Regions from separate parts of the Homo sapiens genome. Here region 2 is linked to region 1. Evidence: chromatin contacts called from ENCODE Hi-C or POLR2A ChIA-PET data. All regions are on one chromosome and are shown on one strand. The core of a region is the stretch at or near the end of the contact, and the rest is flanking DNA. Distances in the headings are between cores, read along the strand shown. Region 1 holds the start of ATP5F1A (ATP synthase F1 subunit alpha). Region 2 has its middle 32 kb from the start of HAUS1.

The links. Hi-C counts contacts between places; a loop is a spot of excess contacts on that map. ChIA-PET counts read pairs that join two places held with the same protein, here RNA polymerase II (POLR2A). Pooled maps may share reads with other maps.
Region 2: a map of transverse colon shows a loop between it and region 1 (30-fold over the local background). The contact joins the enhancer-like site here to the promoter of ATP5F1A in region 1. A Hi-C loop is called at or near these places in 2 of 168 maps with a recorded cell type or tissue (gastrocnemius medialis and transverse colon) and 1 of 50 pooled maps. POLR2A ChIA-PET finds 5 or more read pairs at or near these places in 11 of 52 experiments (AG04450, Caco-2, H1 and 7 more).

What each region holds. Positions count from the first base shown.
Region 1 is chr18:46,095,832-46,102,588 of GRCh38, forward strand. ATP5F1A (ATP synthase F1 subunit alpha) reads right to left here and starts at 2,465. Exons shown (of 12, transcript NM_004046.6): 1 at 2,341-2,465. The coding sequence starts at 2,400. RefSeq lists enhancers at 1,831-1,890, 1,865-3,064, 1,981-2,130.
Region 2 is chr18:46,133,133-46,140,561 of GRCh38, forward strand. No RefSeq gene overlaps it. Among named protein-coding and RNA genes, the nearest start is that of HAUS1, 32 kb to the left of the region's middle. Within about 2 kb of position 2,264, at least 2 of the 41 ENCODE cell types and tissues checked have a DNase peak (open chromatin) inside an H3K27ac peak, as active enhancers do; they include gastrocnemius medialis, where a contact is called at or near this core.

The sequences.
Region 1 (6,757 bases), core at 1,215-3,714:
AGACTGGGCAGTAAATAAATATATATTTACTGGGCAGTAAATATATATATACACACACATTTTTTTTTTCCTTCTGAGACGGAGTCTCATTCTGTCACCCAAGCTGGAGTGCAGGGGCACGATCTTGGCTCATTGCAACCTTCACCTCCCAGGTTCAAGCGATTCTCATGCCTCGGCCTCCTGAGTAGCTGGGACTACAGGCGACCACCACCATGCCCGGCTAATTTTTTTATTTTTAGTAGAGACAGGGTTTCGCCATGTTGGCCAGGTTGATCTCGAACTCCTGACTTCAGGTGATGCACCCACCTTGGCCTCCCAAAGTGCTGGAATTACAGACGTCAGCCACTGCACCCGGCCTGGCAGTCAGTATTTTAAAAAGCAACTATTGGCAGGGCACGGTGGCTCATGCCTGTAATCCCAGCACTTTGGGAGGCCAAGGCGGGCGGATTACCTAAGGTCGGGAGTTGGAGACCAGCCTGACCAACATGGAGAAACCCCGTCTCTACTAGAAATACAAAATTAGCTGGGCGTGGTGGCACATGCCTGTAATCCCAGCTACTCGGGAAGCTGAGGCAGGAGAATCGCTTGAACCTGGGAGGCAGAGGTTGTGGTGAGCCAAGATCGCGCCACTGCACTCCAGCCTGGGCGACAAAAGCAAAACTCCGTCTCAAAAAAAAAAAAAAAAAGCAACTGTTAACAAAATGTAAGTGTCTTTCCCTTTAAAGGTACCCAATTTTTATTATTTTGACTTTAGATGTATTTTAATGGAGTTGCAGGAATTCTAAGATAAACAGCTTCCTACAAGGGGCAAAACTCAAAGTAGTTCCAATTTTACTTAAAAACAACAACAACAACAACGACAACAAGCGGCCGGGCACGACGGCTCATGCTTGTAATCCCAGCACTTCAGAAGGCCGAGGCGAGCGGATCACCTGACGTCAGGAGTTCAAGACCAGCCTAGCCAACATGGTGAAACCCCGTCTCTACGAAAAACTACAAAAAGTAGCAGGGCATGACGGCGGGTGCCTGTAATCCCAGCTACTCGGGAGGCTGAGGTGGGAGAATCACTTGATCCTGGGAGGCGGTGGTTGCAGTGGGCGGAGATCACGCCATTGCAATCCAGCCTGGGCGACTGAGCGAGACACCATCTCAAAAAAAAAAAAAAAAAAAAAAAACAAGCAAACAAAAACTGAATAAATGCTAGAGTTAGATTAGAAACCAAGAGTTGTGGCATGTGGACTTATTTTACTCTCTCAACAAATCCTGCAGCCACCTGGAACTTCCTTCAGTTTCTCCTTCAAGTTGTAATACTGCGACTGGTCACTGTCAATTCTGAAGCCTCTACCTTCCATAGGAGCTAGATGAAAACCGTTAAAAATGCTTTTTTGTTAACAGAAACCCAAGATGCTACCAGCGGTTGTTAAGGCAGCAAAACAGCCAACATGTTTATTTCACCTTTCAAATTGAGATTACTTTTAGAACAAAAAAAAAGTGTCAGTGTCAATGCGTTTACACTGAAATCATGTTAATTTCAAGGGAAACAAATAACGAAGGGTATTAATCCTTACAGCCATTTTCCAACCTTGTTCTCTTTTACTTGAATTCTCCATCACTAAAAATTACTCAAAACCAGGTGGAAAACTCAAGGACAAATTCTTTAAACACGTCCAAGTGCCACAAAGCACACACTCTGCCGGAGAGACAATTTAGAAACCAGCTTCACTGTTGTCACAGTGCTGGCCACATGAAATGGTTCTTTGCACCTGCAGGACGTTTTCACGGTCGTTTCGTATTCAGCACTAAGAGAAAGCCTACGTAAGTATTCCAAAAACCACCTTCATTTATTCCTTTCCTCTAAACTGAGCTCCAGGCAGAGGTGAAATGCTGGGCCTGCTGACCTTCACACAATGTCAGACTCCACTGACTAGCTTCAACAAGAGCTGACAGCAGTTTTCTGACCTTCAGCGGGACGCGACCCTAAGAATCGAAAGAGAGGAACCTCACCGATTCAGAACAGGCCTCGGAGAGCTAGCGCCCAAGCCCTGACCTTCACCCAAGATCCCCCTTCTAGGGCCGCTGTCAGCCGAAGACAGGAATCTTGAGGCCCTGTCTCTGGACACCATCGAGTTAACTGTCTGCCCTGTACCATTCTGCCTCTGCGCAGGTGACGAGCAAAAGGGCACCTGTGTCGCCTGCTCTGTCCAGCCGGAGAAGCCACGGGTGCAAGATGGCGGCATTCGCCACAGCCCCTCGCCCTCCTGCAGAGAGCGCCCGAGCCGGCGCACCACCACCCTGCAGCCCCACCCGGCCGCCTGCATCATGCCGGCCTTCGGTGCTCACCAGTCCGGCCCGCCGAGGAAGGGCGCGGACCACGGCCGCAGCAACGCGCACGGACAGCATCTTTGCAGTTACTCCGCAGGCGGTACTTCTGCAGCCGCAGCCTCCGGACTGACTGGGACAAAATGGCCGAGCCGCAAAGAAGGTCAAGACAGCCGGCCCACCTGACCCGGAAGTACTGCCCCTCGCGTTCACCACCTCTCCCCCCGCCCCCGCCGCCACTCTGCATTTTTTGGCAGGTTACTTATTTTTTTATGTAACATTTTTAAGTTTAAACCTCAAAATGAATGATTAGATATATTCCGGCTTTGGTCCTGGCATTCGTTATACATTTATTTTGGTCTTTTGAGTCGACCTTGTGGTTGCCCCGGGTGACCACGTGGGTAGCTGAATCTGCTAAGCAGCAGTTCCCAGGCCCCATCTGGTGCTAGAGGATGAGGGCCTCACCCGTCTGGGGTCGCGGCTGTCTTGAGGACCAGGGCGATTAATAGTGTCGGTAGTGTTAGACCGTGGTTTAGCACGAGTAGCAACAGTGAACAGCTAAACCCCGGGACTGGCCACCAGCAGGGAGCCTCCCACGGAGCCCGTTAATCTGCAGATCTTAGCCCCACTTCAGACCCTCTGAGTCGAAAATTCGGGGCAATCTGAATTTTTAACAAACACCAGCACCGTTCCACGTGATCCGATCTGCGCTCAGGTTAAAGATTCCCAGCTTTTTTAGATTCATTCTAAAAGAATCCTGTCAGTGAATTAGAGCAAACTGTTTAAAAATCCTGATAACCGGGGGAGGGGAGCATCAAGATAAATAGCTAATACATGCGGAGCTTAATACCTAGGTGATGGGATGATAGTTACAGCAAACCACCATGGCACACATTTACCTGTGTAACAAACCTGCACGTCCTGGACATGTATTCCGGAACTTTAAATTAAAAAAAATATATCAACAATCACAAGGAGGCCTAGAAGAGTCATTGCCAATCCTACTGAGAATTGTCCAGAATCAGAAGTTTACACCAGGATAGGACGAGGACTCGCTTTTTCCTCTGCCAACATCTAGTTCATGCTATTGGGAACTCTGCTTCTTCATTTGGAGTCAAAGGGAGATGATGAAAAAACACTTTCTATGCTTACCTGGATGGGCTTTTTTTTTTTCTCCACAGAATTACCATACTGAGATTTTTGTGATATATGCAAGATTTGTGTGTGTGTGTGATGCTGGTTATTATTATGTCATAGTGGACACTTATTAACGTTGCCTTCACTTTTCTTTTTTTTTTATTTATTTATTTTATTTTATTTAAGACAGGGTCTCACTCTGTTGCCCAGGAAAGAGTGCAGTGGGTTTATCACCATTCATTGCAGCCTGGAACTCCTGGGCTGGAGCAATCCTCTGACCTCAGCCTGTGCCCCTGTGGTCCCACCACCATGCCTGGCTAATTTTTTTGTAAAGACGGCGGTGGTGGGCAGGGCGTGGGGGGAGGTCTCTCTATGTTGCCCAGGCTGGTCTCGAACTCCTGGCTTCAAGTGATCCTTCCTCCTCAGCCTCTGCGCTGGGCCCGCTTTTCACCGTTTGGAGAAGCATTTTCAGTTCCATCCCCCAAATCCTGGCTTACACCTAGAACCTGAATTTTGGTGAGGCAAATAAATATCCGGGCTACAAGGGTCATCTCCTGAAACATGGCTTGTAAACACGTGATTAGCCATCCTTTTCTCTAGTATCCTACTCTTTTCAAGGTAAGCCATGGGAAAATAGAGCAGCAGTTCTCCTGGGAATCAGGGGTACAAAAAGGCTGTCCAAGCCAGGCGCAGTGGCTCACGCCTGTAATCCCAGCACTTTGGGAGGCTGAGGCGGGTGGATCACCTGAGGTCAGGAGTTCGAGACCAGCTTGGCCAACATGGCAAAACCCCATCTCTACTAAAAATACAAAAATTAGCCCGGCATGGGGGCGGGCACCTGTAATCCCAGCTACTGGGGAGGCTGAGGCAGGAGAATTGCTTTAACCCGGGAGGCAGAAGTTGCAGTGAGCCCCAGATTGCACCACTGTCCTCCAGCCTGGGCAATAAAAGTGAAACTCCATCTAAAAAAAAAAAAAAAAAAAAAGAAAGAAAAAAAGAAAAGAAAAAGAAAAAGGCTGTCCAAGTAAAATAAAATACAGAGACAAATCTATAAATTTAAAACATTTGGGAAGCAATAATTGCCATTCAGGGCATACACACAAACAGGGTGGTCTTTGGTACGTCAGAAGAACAAACAGATGGTTAGAGGTTTTATTTTTGTAAAAGAGAAATATAGCCAGGAACAGTGGCTCATGCCTGTAATCCCAACACGTTGGGAAGCCAAGATGAGAGGTTCACTTGAGCCCAGGAGTTTGGGAGTGCAGTGAGCTGTGATCACACCGGAACACTCCAGCCTGGGCAACAAAGCAAGACCCTATATCAAAACAAACAACAAAAAAAGAGAACTGTTGTATATTGTTCTTTAAGAAAGTTCATTGTCACTAGTAAGGTTTTGGGGAGCTGGCAAGTTTTGATTGGCAAGTAATGGCAACTAGGTAAAACGATCCTTAGAGTCACTGCAGGTTGTTTTTAGCAGCTAATTAGATAAAACTGGTTTAGGTCAGCCGGGCACGGTGGCTCACGCCTGTAATCCCAGCGCTTTGGGAGGCCGAGGCGGGTGGATCACCTGAGGTCAGGAGTTCAAGACCAGCCTGACCAACATGATGAAACCCCGTCTCTGCTAAAAATACAAAAATTGGCTGGGTATGTTGGCGGGTGCCTGTAATCCCAGCTACTTGGGAGGCTGAGGCAGGAGAATCACATGAACCTGGAGGCAGAGGTTGCAGTGAGCCAAAATCATGCCATTGCATTCCAGCCTGGGCGACAGAGTGAGACTCCATCTCAAAACAAACAAACAAAAAAACTGGTTTAGGTTATAGCGGGCAGTTTCAGCAGCCAGGCTTACAGATAATTACATTTTTGGAGCAATGTTATGTGCCCTGAGTGCTTTTTTTTCCCTTTACCTCTTGACACTGTTTTAGTTGGGGATGACAAGAATGACCCAATCAACTTTCACAAGCTAACAGGAAAAAATATCGTTTCTAAAAACAACAAGGCCGGGCATGGTGGCTCACGCATGTAATCCTAGCACATTGGGAGGCCAAGGCAGGCAGATCGCCTGAGGTCAGGAGTTCAAGACCAGCCTGGCCAACATGGCAAAACCCCGTCTCTACTAAAAAATCAAAAATTAGCTGGGGGTGGTGGTGCACACCTGTAACCCCAGCTACTCAGGAGGCTGAGGAAGGAGAATCGCTTGAATCCAGGAGGTGAAGGTTGCAGTGAGCCAGGTGGAGGTTGCAGTGAGCCAAGATTGCGCCTCTGCACTTCAGTATGCGCGACAGGAGTGAGACTATCTCAAAACAACAACAACAATAACAACAAAATTAGCCGGCATGGTGGCTCACACCTGTAATCCCAGCACTTTGGGAGGCTGAAGCAGGTTGATCACTTGAAGTCAGGAGTTCAAGATGAGTCTGGCCAACATATCGAGATCCCTGCACCCCCTGCCCCATCTTTAGCTGGGCATGGTGGCACATGCCTGTAATCCCAGCTATTTAGGAGGCTGAGGCACGAGAATCACTTAAACCTGGGAGATGGAGGTTGCAGTGACCACTGCACTCCAGCTTGGGCAACACAGTGAGATTCTGTCTGAAAAAAAAAAAAAGGCCGGGCATGGTGGCTCATGCCTGTAATCCCAGCACGTTGGGAGGCTGAGGTGGGCGGATCACGAGGTCAGGAGATCGAGACCATCCTGGCTAACATGGTGAAACCCTGTCTCTACTAAAAGTACAAAAAATTAGCCGGGTGTGGTGGCGGGCACCTGTAGTCCCAGCTACTCGGGAGGCTGAGGCAGGAGAATGGCGTGAACCCGGGAGGCGGAGCTTGCAGTAAGCCGAGATTGCTCAACTGCACTCCAGCCTAGGCAACAGCACAAGACTCCCTCTCAAAAAAAAAAAAAAATTGCAGGGATATTTTGTAAAATTTGTAGTGATAAAAGTGGACAAAAGACATAAAGATAACTTTTTTTGCCCCATACTGAAGGGCTGCACCAGTTTATCTGAAATTTGGTTACAGAGCAGAGATATATTTAGTTTTTGTTTTTTTTTGTTTTTTGTGGTGGATTCTCACTCTGTCGCCCAGGCTGGAGTGCAGTGTCTCAATCTCAGCTCACTGCAAACTCTGCCTCCAGGGTTCAAGTGATTCTCTTGCCTCAGCCTCCCAAGTGGCTGGGATTACAGGCACGTGCCACCATGCCTGGCTAATTTTTGTATTTTTAGTAGAGATGGGGTTTTGCCATGTTGGTCAGGCTGGTCTTGAACTCCGGACCTCAGGTGATCCACCTGCCTCGGCCTCCCAAAGT
Region 2 (7,429 bases), core at 1,014-3,513, 37 kb after region 1:
GCGACTTGGGAGGCTGAGGTGGGAGGATCACTTGAGCCCAGGAGGAGGAGGTTGCAGTGAGCCAAGACTGTGCCATTGTACTCCAGCCTGGGTGATAGAGTGAGACCCTGACTCAAAAAATAATAATAATGACATGGAAAATAAACACAAAGGAGAGGATAAACAAACCAAAAGTTGGTTCTTTGAAAAGACTAGGAAATTTGCCATGTTATGTAAATTTTTAAATAAATAGAGATAGCATTATTCATAATATTTTCTTGCCTCCAGAATCTAAAGTGAATCTCCTTTGCTTACTTGTTCCAATAACATTTGGAGTTATAATAATAATGACATGGAAAATAAACACAAAGGAGAGGATAAACAAACCAAAAGTTGGTTCTTTGAAAAGACTAGGAAATTTGCCATGTTATGTAAATTTTTAAATAAATAGAGATTGCATTATTCATAATATTTTCTTGCCTCCAGAATCTAAAGTGAATCTCCTTTGCTTACTTGTTCCAATAACATTTGGAGTTATAAAAAAGGTGGTGGGATAGGGAGTGCAGCTCGTCAGGAAGCCAGGAAAGCTGGGTCCAGAGAGCACAGAGGAGTGGAGTAGATCCTGGAGGAGACAGGGGCAGCTGCTCCAAGGACCTTCTGTCTCTTTGCCTTGATGTGCCGGGAGGAATGTGGGGTGTGGACAAGCAAACATTTAAGGCAGTCCAAAATTAAAATTTTTGCTATAATTCCATTTCTAGGTCTCTAACCTGCATATATCTTGGAAACATCAAATACACACACATTTATGGGGAGATGGTGGCGTGAGAGGGAGGAGCCTCCATATTTTTGTCTCCACTTCTGATCCCTACACTGCATGTCTGACTGTAGAGAACCACCACGTTACTCCTAAATACTTCTCCACTTGTCTCCTAAGAACAGAGACATTCTGAGATAACCACTGTGAAATGATCAAAAACAGGGAATTTAACATTGATACAATATTACTAAATGTTATCAATTTGGGGGCTGGGCATGGTGGCTCATGCCTGTATTCCCAGCACTTTAGGAGGCCAAGGAGGGTGGATCACCTGAGGTCAGGAGTTCGAGACCAGCCTGGCCAACATGGTGAAACCCCGTCTCTACTAAAAATACAAAAATTAGCCGGGCATGGTGGCAAGCGCCTGTAGTCCTAGCTACTCAGAAAGCTGAGGCAGGAGAATTGCTTGAACTTGGGAATCAGAGGTTGCAGTGAGCTGAGATCACGGCATTGCACTCCAGCCTGGGAAACAAGAGGGAGACTTTGTCTCAAAAAAAAAAAAAAGAAAAGTATCAAGTTAACATTGATAATATATATAATCCATACTCAAATTTCTCCATTGTCTCTGTAATGCTCTTACTGTTATTATTATTATTATTATTATTATTTCGAGACAGAGTTTTGCTCTTGTTGCCCAGGCTGGAGTGCAGTGGCACAATCTTGGCTCACTGCAACCTCTGCCTCCCAGGTTCAAGCAATTCTCCTGCCTCAGCCTACCGAGTAGCTGGGATTACAGGTGTCCACCACCATGCCTGGCTAAATTTTTTTGTATTTTTAATAGAGATGGGGATTCACCATGTTGACTAGGCTGGTCTCGAACTCCTGACCTCAGGTGATCTCCCTGCCTCGGCCTCCCAAAGTGCTGGGATTACAGACGTGAGCCACCATGCCCGGCCTGTAATGCACTTTATAACAGTTGTTTTCCCAATCCAGGATCGTATATTGTGTGTAGTTGTGTCTGTCTTAAGCCAGCTTTAGAGACCTCGTTTTGACCGTTCTGCTTCATTAGGCCCCTATGTCTAAGTCTATGAAACTTTCTTTCCCAAATTCAGTTGTCTGAGCAGATCAGACAGGATGGCACAAATCTAGGAACCATTGTATATTGAAGCCCAAGACTTTCTTTGCCCCGAAGTTCTGCCTGCGGGAGGGGCAATACAGTCAAGAGATTTGTGTTGGCTGCTACTTAATTAAGAACTCGCAGCCTAGGCAAGGGGTCAAGTTACCATTAGAATAGAATAAATTGAGACAGCCTCTGTTCCATGGGAAGCATGCGAAGCTCAATATTGGATAAGAAGTGCATCATGAATGAAAAGATATCCCTTGTGAAAATGTGCAGCTATTTTAAGAGTGGACTGAGGATTGTGTGTAAATGTCCTTGGAACTTGTTTGATTGCCAGGAGAACTTTTTCTTGTGGATTGTCATAGGAGCACGTGACAGATGGCTCACTGCAGGCTGGCTGTGACCCTGTGTCTGGATTGCTGATGTTGTGGGTTAGATGAGATGCCACCCAAAGAGGGCAGTCTGTCAGCTTTATTTAGTACCATGATGCATGGACGTCCTTCTGATCCTAGCGCAGCTTCCTCTCACGTTGTGCAGGTGTATATTTTTAGACTTATCTTGCAGTACCCTGCTCTCACATTTTTGGTTTCCTTTAAATTCTGCAGCAGCAGTTGTGGGCTGACAGGCTGCCTCCACAGTGTTGGGAGAGAGAATTGCTCTCTCTACTTTTTCAGGATCCAGATTTTCTGCAGCATATTCAGACACCGAACAGGAAACCTAGCCCTTATGCTACTTAGCAATATGATCTTTAAAGACATCATGTAAATTCTGCGATGTCAAAATGGATATCACAGCTGCCTTACCGTCCTCACACATCACTCACTCATTTCTTAACAAGTATTAATAAGCACTATGTGTTAGAAGAGGAGTTACAAAGATAAATAAGAATTTCCCCTCAATCTCAGAGAGGCAATTTATAAATTTACAGAATGTCAGGCTGGAAGGGACTGTCCAGTGCAAATTTTAGTCTTACAGACAAGGAAACTAAGGCCCAAAGAAGTAAAACGACGGCCCAGATGTCACAGCCAGTCAAGATCAGAATGCAAATTGCTTACTTCCCATCCCAAAGATTTTTCCTCCTCATCACTTACCTTTGGCTAAACTCTAATTAAAACCTCAATCCCTATAGCTAGCTTTTATCTACTTTAGAAATCTAGACGGGAGATACCCAAGCTCCTCAAATGTAAAACAACAAATTTCATAAAACAACAACAACAACAAAAACTCCAAACAACTTTTAACCACAAAAATACCTGCCTATTGTAAGCATTTCCAACAATTCTAAAATATATAAAACTTAAAAGTCTAAGATCAGGCCGGGCGCAGTGGCTCACGCCTGTAATCCCAGCACTTTGGGAGGCCGAAGCAAGTGGATCACGAGGTCAGGAGTTCAAGACTAGCCTGTCCAAGATGGTGAAACCCCGTCTCTACTAAAAATACAAAAAATTAGCTGGGCATGGTGGCGGGTGCCTGTAATCCCAGCTACTTGGGAGGCTGAGGCAGGAGAATCCCTTGAACCCAGGAGGCGGAGGTTGCAGTGAACCAAGATTGCACCACTGCACTCCAGCCTGGGCAATAGGGTAAGACTCCATCTCAAAAAAAAAAAAAGTCTAAGATTATTTCCACTCCTATCTCCAATTCTACTCCCTAAGGGTAACTACTCTCATTGGAGTGTATCCCTCTAGACTTTTAGCTATTCAAATCCAAAAATATACACTTTTTTTTTTTTTTGAGATGGTGTTTTGCTCTTGTTGCTTAGGCTGGATTGCAATGGCACGGTCTCAGCTCACTGCAACCTCCGCCTTCCTGGTTCAAGCAATTCTCCTGTCTCAGCCTCCCAGAAGCTGGGATTACAGGCGCCCACCACCACACCCAGCTAATTTTTGTATTTTTAGTAGAGACGGGATTTCGCCATGTTTGGTCAGGCTGGTCTGGAACTCCTGACCTCAGGTGATTACAAAGTGTAATCACCTCCCAAAGTGCTGGGATTACAGGCGTGAGCCACTGTGACTGCCTAATGCATTTTTAATACATGGTACACATTCAGTGTCCATGTTTTCCTCCTATGTGTATAAAGATTCGGGATTCTTCTTGATACTTTGTTGTCTCTGCCCCATCCCCTGTGCTGTGCTGTGTTGGCAACTATGGTTCTATTGCTGCCAAGGATCATCAGCTCAGGTTTATAATTCCCAATGCTCTCTCTTGGCCAGACTTCTACATGCAACATTATAGACAAATGTTTTTCTGTTTTTGATATATTTCCTGTCATCTGCAGCTAAATGCAATCACATAAAAGAGAAATACACCTCTCTTTTTATTTAAACCATGTTTTTGTGTTTTCTGTCACATGCAGCTCTGGGTCACTGTGTCAGTTTTGAATTGCATTTAGCTGCATGTGACAGAAAACACAAAAAACATGGTTTAAGCAAAAGAGAGGTTTATTTCTCTTTTATGTAAAATACCAGAGGCAGGCAGTCCAGGTTGGAGGTGGCAGCCTCTATAGTCATCAGGGATTCAAAGTTCCTTCTTTGTGCTCCACTACATTTCCCTCCTCAAGGTCACCTTATGGTTATATGATGGCTGCTGCAGCATCAGCAATCGTGTCCACATCAGTTTGAAAAAGGTTACTTGCGAGAAGGGCTAGAAAATGTAGTGTTTTAGTGGTCAAATTGTTGCACAGAATAAATTTGCGATTCTGTTAGTTAAGGAAGAATGACAGGAAGGATTAACATGAGTAACTAGCAGTTTCTGCCAGAGTAGAAATGCTTTTTACCTTCGAGTCCTGGGTTGAATTTTCTGCTTTAGCTCACTTTCTATTCTTTGGGGAAAGAAGATTTCTTTTCTTTCTTTTTACTCAGCTTTGCCACTTCTTTTCCTGCCACCTGTTGTTCTAACAAAGCTCAGTTTTTCTTTCTCTTCCAAATTGAGATGTCAGATTCCCTACTGTTTGTATTTTTTAGAGTAACATTTTAACATTTGCTTCATATTCTAGAATTATGTCTCTCCTCATCTCCAGATTCACAAACATATATTCTTGAGTAACCTTTCTTTAAAGCAGAGTATATATAGCAAAACCAGAAGGGTATGGCTTGATAAACTTTCACAAAGTAACACACCCCTGGAAATATTACCCAGATTAGGGTTCATATAAAGTATCATCAGAAACCACCTTTTTTTTTTTTTTTTTTTTTTTTTGAGACAAAGTCTTACTCTGTTGGCCAGGCTGGAGTGCAGTGCCAAGATCTCGGCTCACTGCAACCTCCGTCTCCCAGGCTCAAGCAATTCTTCTGTCTCAGCCCGAGTAGCTGGGATTACAGGCGTGTTCCACCACGCCCTGCTAATTTTTGTATTTTTAGTAGAGACGGGGTCTCACCATGTTGGCCAGGCTGGTCTCAAACTTCTGACCTCAGGTAATCCGCCCGCCTTGGCCTCCCAAAGTGCTGGGATTACAGGCGTGAGCCACGGCACCCGGCCGGAGACCACCTTTCTTATGTCCCCTCCCAGTCAGTACCTTCTCCCAAAGTCATGAAGATCCCAAGTTGTATTATGTTGATTAGTATTTCCTGTTTTAGAACTTTATTTAAATGAAATCAGACAGCATGTACTTTTGTGCCTAGCCACTTTCACACATTACGTATTTGACATTTGTCTATAACGTTGCCCGTAGCAGAAGTTAGTTTATTTCTGTTGACTTTAGAGCAGTGATTCTTGGGGGTGGGAATTGGTGATGATTTAATCTCCCTTGGGGACATTCGACAATCTCTGGAGACATTGTTGGTTGTCACAGCTAGGGTAGTGCTAGTTGTACTGCAGTCTAGTGGGTAGAGGACAGTGGCGCTGCTAAATAGTATTTGGTATACACAGGTTAGCCCCTCACAGCAAAAAGTTATCTCACCCAAAATGGCAATAGTGCCCTACTTTAGAATACTTCATTGTTTTATTTACCCATTCTACTGTTGATGGACATTTGTGTTGCTTCTACTTGGCGTTCTTATGAATAAAACTGCTATGTACATTCTCATACATGTTATTTAGTATGCATATGTGTGCATTTATGTAAAGTGGATATGTAGGACTAAAATTGCTAGTATGTTCAACTTTAGAAAAATCTACAAAAAGTTTTCCAAAATGAGTGTTTTAATTTACACTTTCATCAGCTATGTGTGTGAGAGTTCCCGTTGCTCCACCTTCTCATAAATCCTTGGTATTGCTATTAAAAATTTTTTTAGGCTGGGCACAGGGGCTCATGCCTGTAATCCTAACACTTTGGGAGGCTGAGGTGAGTGGATCACTTGAAGTCAAGAGTCTAAGACCAGCCTCGCCAACATGGTAAAACCCTGTCTCTACTAAAAATACAAAAATTAGCTAGGCGTGGTGGCAGGTGCCTGTAATCCCAGCTGAGGCAAGAGAATCGCTTGAACCCGGGAGGTGGAGGTTGCAGTGAGCCGAGATCACGCCACTGCACTCCAGCCTGGGCGAAAGAACAAGACTCCGTCTCAAAAAAAAAAAAAAAGTTAAACTATTTTTTGAGTGTTAGTAGTAAACAATTCTAGTTTTAGTTTGACATTTCTATATGATTAATGAGGTTAAGAACATTTTCACATACTTGTTGGCTAATTAGATACTCTGTTTTGTAAATTGGCTGTTTAGTCTTTTGCCCATTTTTCTATTAGACTGTGCCTTTTTCTTATTGATTTGTGGCAGTTCTTTATATATTCTGGATATTAGCTCTTTACCTGCTAAAATATTGCAAATGTCTTCTCTTATTCTGTGGCTTGCCTTTTTGCCCTTTTAATAGCATCTTTCAATGAACAGATTTTTTTTCTTTTTTTTTTTTTGAGATGGAGTCTCTTTCTGTCACCCAGGCTGGAGTGCAATGGCACAATCTCGGCTCACTGCACACTCCTCCTCCCGGGTTCAATCGATTCTCCTGCCTCAGCCTCCTGAGTAGCTGGGATTACAGGCGTGTGCCACCATGCCCAGCTAATTTTTGTATTCTTAGTACAGATGGGGTTTCACTGTCTCTACTAAATTGGCCAGGCTGGTCTTGAACTCCTGATCTCCAGTGATCTGCCTGCCTAGGCCTCACAAAGTGCTGGGATTACAGGCATGAGCCACCATGCCCGGCCTCGATGAACAGATTTTAATGTTAGTATCTGATTTATCAATCATTTCCTTTATGATTAGTGCTTTCACCTTTATTTTTAAAGCTATTTTCACTGGGTTTATAATTATAGGTTGGCGGTTATTTTCTTTTAGCAGCTTCAATACATGATTCAAGTGTTTTCATACTTCCATTATGTGTTAGGTTTTCTTTCTTCCTTTCCTTTCCTTTTCTTCTCTCTTTCTCTTTCTCTCTCCTTCTCCTTTCCTTTCCTTCTCTCTTTCTCTTTCTTTCTCTCTCTCCTTCTCCTTCTCCTTTCCTTTCCTTCTCTCCTTCTCTTTCTTTCTCTCTCTCCTTCTCCTTCTCCTTCTGCTTCTCCTTCTCCTTTTCCTTTCCTTTGACGGGGTCTTGCACTGTCACGCAGGCTGCTGGAATGCAGTGGCACGATTATAGCTCACTGTAGCCTCAA